Regions from separate parts of the Homo sapiens genome. Here region 2 is linked to region 1. Evidence: chromatin loops called from intact Hi-C (ENCODE). Cell type or tissue: ascending aorta. All regions are shown on one strand. Region 1 overlaps MICAL3 (microtubule associated monooxygenase, calponin and LIM domain containing 3). Region 2 overlaps MICAL3 (microtubule associated monooxygenase, calponin and LIM domain containing 3).

Region 1 (2,500 bases):
TTACGTGTGCTATGTGCAGTCTGCAGAGGATTTGGGCTCAAGTCTTTTCTCCTCATCTTTGCTTGGGATTCAGCTGGCTCTTTGGCAAGCAGAGCCTCTCTGAGCACTAAGTGGAAGGAAGAGATGCTGCATTCCTGGCCCTTCTGTAGAAGGAGCGAGCTTCACTCTAGATTTGCTGTCTCCGCTGCCTGCTACTTCTAAGGCCAATGGAGTGATAGGGTGGCGGGAGAATCTTTTTGCCCTGGAGAAATCCCAGCTCAGGCCGGGGGTTGCTTGGCAGAGCACAGAGCATGTGAGTCGACAAGCCATCCCCCTGCCCTTCCTGCAGGCTGCCTTACCCATTCAGAGGGAGGCCGAGGCTGTGCCGGGCGGCCCACAGCTGCGGGACCGCGTTCCAGGGTGTGCTCTGCTGCAAGCATGAGGGAAGGACAGTTAAAAGCAAAACGGAAGCCTTGCATGGGCCGCTTATGCTTCTGGAGCTACTTTTTTTTTTTTTTTTTTTTTACTATACATGGTATTTAGATAAAGGTCTAGAGTAAAAGGCTCTACAACCATCTTATGTTCAGAGGTCAGTGTGTGACTTAATTTAACATTTCCTTTACTTTTGTTTTTCTCCATCTTGTATTTTATAGCCAGAGCCTGAACCTCCTCGTCGATTTTTTGTCGACCAGTGGGAGCTTTCTCTTAGTCTCCGCTCCTCTGCCCGCCCCGCCTCTCCCTCCTCCGACTCCCTCCGACAGGTAGCATGGCCTAGGACTCACTAAAACTCTGCCCTCCGCAGCCTCCACTCACGTCACTTTCGCAAGTGTCATGTACCCCAGGAGGCTGCAGTGTTCCTCACTTGGGCCCGTCTCCTGTAGGGAGCCAGCTGCATGTGTTGCTGTTTGCCTGTGTCGGTCTCGTGTGTGAGGTCTGTGGCACACTCCTCAGCTAAAGTGGCTGCTGGCTTTCATCCAACTGTATCTGACACATCCAGGTCTGTTGATGTGAACCCGCTTTGATCCTATTTCAACTATATCAAATAATGATAAATGTTTTGCAGCCATTGGCTTTTTTAACTTCACATGTCTTCCAAAATAATATGTGTTAAAAAGTAGGAACCACAATGTAATTAAATCACCTCAATGGAGGGGTGATGATGCGGTATTCTGGCTGCCTGTTGTCATCATTTGAGGAATGTACGCGGCTGTCACCTGAAGTAGCGCTGGTCCAGTTGTAGGGAGTTTCTAGAGAGATTGGAAGGTCTCTTTGCCACTCCTACTGGTATTTCCCATGCCTGAGTTGACGCCAGACCTCACGTCCTATGTGCATGGTAGCATATGCACGCGTATGGTGTGCGGCGGGATCTGAAGTAGCACTGGTTCAGTTGTAGGGAGTTTCTAGAGAGATTGGAAGGTCTCTTTGCCGCTCCTACTGGTATTTCCCATGCCTGGGTTGAGGCCTATGTGCATGGTAGCATATGCACACGTATGGTGTGCGGTGGGATCGATCCCGCAATTGCCACATTTCTGCTATTTTTTATGAGTGATGAGAAGGAAACCATCGCTTTTCATGCCAGAAACAAATAGAACTTGAGTCTTCACCTCTCTTGCAGGGATGCTTGTCAGTGTTGCCAACTTGCTGAGAACTGAATGTGGCAGATGCCTTTGCACGGGCAGCCCCAGGTTTAGTTCAACTAAACCCAGATGGTTTAGTTCAGGAGAAAAGGGTCCTGGCTGAGCAGTGAGGGCCCAGGGCTGGCTTGGTGTCCTGGCCTCATACTTGGCATCTGGCCCACACTGCCCCGTGTCTGCTGCAGAATGAGAGAAATGCCATTTTCTGCTCCCTCAGTGTCAGCTGTTAAGTTACCTGCTCAGCTCTGCCTGGTGTCTGTCTGTCCCAAGCCTCAGTTTCTTTAGTGTCCCTAAAGAAGGTTTAGATCTGAGAGCCACGTGTTTGTCTTGACCACTAATAGGTATAATCTGTGAAGTTAATGGGCAAATGGCACCAATCCTTGGGAATCTTATTTTTGAATTAAAAGCTATAATTGCTTCTTCAGTTCAGCTGAGCCTTGAGCTGAGCCACAAGAACGGCTTCGTCGTGTGTGCATCTGTGAGCCCCTCGAGCGCCTGCTTCCCCCTGCCCGGTGCTTCTGTGTTTCTTCCTCACACGAGGCCTTATGTGTCTGTCCATTCAGGCCATGTCCTAAGGGGGCTGTTGGCATCCCCGGGATAATGGCTCATGGTGAGTTGCTGAGTCAGAATTAGGGTCAGGTTCCCCCAGGGGGCAGGGAGCCCCCTTACTCCATGAAGTTCATGAGAGGAGCATCACCCACATGGTGGTGTGGCCATCTCCACATGGAAGGGTGATTTGATCGTGGGAGTCTCTAGAGGACTTCCTCTCGGGACAGGTCAAGGCGGGGCTGCCTGGGCACCCAGCTTAGGTGTGAGCAGGGCGGCTCATGATGGAGACGTGGAAGTTTCTCCTGTGGTTTCAGTGTTGCCAGAAAGAGGCTTGAGTT
Region 2 (2,500 bases), 72 kb before region 1:
CGGGGGCACTTGCAGATTGCTGTGGAGGGAGTAAGGCCACGCCGGAGCAGGGCAGGCAGTGGGAGTGGGGACTTGCCAGACTGCAGTGTGATTTCTTTTCCAGTGGCAGGGATGGGAGGGAGGTGGATGACACAGGCATCTGGTAGATCAGCTCTGGAGCTTTCAAGCTCTCGTGCCTTGCTTTACAGGAGCAGAGGCTTGAGAACCCAGTACCTTAGAGTTGGTATCCTGGATCTGTACTGGCAGTTTTGTGGGTTTTTTTTTTTTAAACTTTTGCTATTAAACACATAATGTCTGTCTGGTAGGAGACACGGTATGTGTGGATGAATTCATAACTGTATTTGAAGCGGTTTGAAGATGAGCATTGTTAAGTTAGGCCAGATACAGTAGCTCATTACCTTTAATCCCAGCACATTGGGAGGCTGAAGTGGGAGAATCACTTGAGCCCAGGAAGTTTCACCTGGGTGACATAGCAAGATGCCATCTCTACAAAAAATTTAAGAAAATATCAGCCGGGTGTGGTGGTGCACACCATCGCCTGTGGTCCCAGCTACTCGGGAGGCTGACGTGGGAGGATCACTTGAGCTCAGAAGTTGGAGGTTAACAGTGAGCTATGATGGCACCACTGCACTCCAGCCTGGACAACAGAGCAAATAAAAATAAGATAAAAATTTGATCTTGAGGGGATTGAGGCATCTTTTCTTTCATACTTTGATTTTACAATGATAGGTTGATGCAAAACCAGAATGAGCAGAATTCACTGTTCAGTTCATGTTGGTAATTCTATCTCAGTGGTGCGCACAGAACACGGTGAAGGTGAGAGAAAGCTGGACTGCAAATTGGAGTTTGGAGCAAGGCAGACACCGAGGTCTTTTCCTCTTTCCTTAAGGGATTTCCTTGTCCCAGTTACCTCTTCATGAAGGGAAAACATTGTCTCATTGGCAGTTTGGCCATGCTGGGGGGCCCACTGTCCTCTGGGTGTGTAGAGGCTGTCTTGGCGGGCACAGTCTTGCTGGCAGGGCCCAGGCTGCAAGATGAACGCGTGCAGCGGCTGTAGGCTGGCCTGGGAGAACGAAGTGGGGAGAGGGGGCCAATCCAGCCATGTGGCCTTGCAGCCCGGCTCTGATCTTAGATGGACAGCAGATATTTGATGTGCTGCGTTTCTCTTCTGAAGTCTCACTCCTCCTTTCTTTGTGATTTAAACAATTTCTTCCCTCCCACTTTTTGTCCAAATTCCTCAGTCCATACTCTTTGAAATCTGAAGTATGGAGAGGCGATAGCAGGGCCCTCCCCACCCATCTTCCGGCTTGGAAGGGGTATCATGTGGTTCAGCTGGGCCCTTTGCTGGAGAGCAGAGGGAGGGGTGTTCCCCAGGGAAGAGGGCAGGAAAGACCAGAGGTTAAAAATAGGCAGCTTGTAGGAACTTGCCCACCACTCCCTCAGGTCCTCCTGTGATGTGCACACTTGGAGTAGAATGGCTTTGGAGCAGAGAAGGGGAAAATAGATCAGCCCTCACTTAAACATCACATTAGCCATTGGCTTTTCCTCTATCTTCCACATAAGAGGAACTTTCCCCAATCACCTGGTGGTTTTGGATTTGTGTCCCCTGGTACTTTGGGGATGTGTCCACATGTGTGTGCAGTGCCTCTGTCTGCATGTGTGTGGCGCTAAGATGACTCAGTGTCGCATGTGCTGAGACATTCCGGGGCTGCAGGTGGGTGTTCTCACAGAGGCTCGCCTGAGGGATCTTTTGCACATACAAAGATGTGTCCCATTTATAAGTTAGTTCCCTACACTAAATGAAAGAACTCTCCGGGGCCGTGTGTGTGCAGTGAATACACATGTGGGTCGTTGTTTCACACAGGCGGTGTCCTGGTTGCAGGCAGAGTGTGAGAATGCAAGCTGTGCTGGCTGCTCTGATATGGTCCACAAGGTATGAGGCAGCTTTTGTTCTCTTTTTGTTCTTTTCGGAAGTAGGGGTGCCTGCCCACCCCCGAAGCCAGGGAAAGTGCAGTCTTCTCTGGCCTCCTGGTCAGGTAGAGCTGCTCCGGTTAAAACTGTCAAGAGCATCCTGTCTCTGTTCCCTGAGACAGCCACAGGGGACTCCCAGGAATACCCAGCCAAGGACTTGAGATGCTGCCTGCTTTGTCATCTGTACCTGCTTGCCACACTCTCCTCCACTTAATACCCTGTTGTTACTAGCGAGGATTTCCGGTCCTGACTTTCAATCTGGATTTTGAATAACTTGATAAGGTGATTGCTTTCGGATCCCTCTGGGCCTGTGTCTGCCCCTCCCTGTAAGCTGAGAGAGCAGCTGGGCCCTTCAGTTTCTATGGCCCTTCCGCCACCGAGTGAACATGCTCCTGTGGGGCTTGGCCTGTGTGACCCACCTCATCCCTTTTGTCTCAGTCTTCCTGCTAAATACAGCCTCTTCTCTCCCTCATCCCTTCTTTCTCTGCTCTCTGGGCAGAAGAGAAGCTTTGGCTGTAGTCTTTGATGT

Evidence for each region. Hi-C counts contacts between places; a loop is a spot of excess contacts. Peaks named below come from ENCODE experiments on the same cell type or tissue, not always from the same donor. Only the 100,000 strongest peaks of a DNase experiment are listed, where the experiment ranks them.
Region 2: a loop joins it to region 1, with 7 times the contacts of the local background. A loop is called at or near these places in 2 of 110 quality-filtered maps.

What each region holds. Positions count from the first base shown.
Region 1 is chr22:17,873,687-17,876,186 of GRCh38, reverse strand. All of the region lies in intron 16 of MICAL3 (microtubule associated monooxygenase, calponin and LIM domain containing 3), which reads left to right. Among named protein-coding and RNA genes, the nearest start is that of LINC00528, 98 kb to the right of the region's middle. In ascending aorta, no CTCF peak of the experiment used is centred here; no DNase peak of the experiment used is centred here.
Region 2 is chr22:17,945,740-17,948,239 of GRCh38, reverse strand. The region is part of intron 1 of MICAL3 (microtubule associated monooxygenase, calponin and LIM domain containing 3); the gene reads left to right. Among named protein-coding and RNA genes, the nearest start is that of MIR648, 34 kb to the left of the region's middle. In ascending aorta, no CTCF peak of the experiment used is centred here; no DNase peak of the experiment used is centred here; H3K27ac peaks cover 703 bases.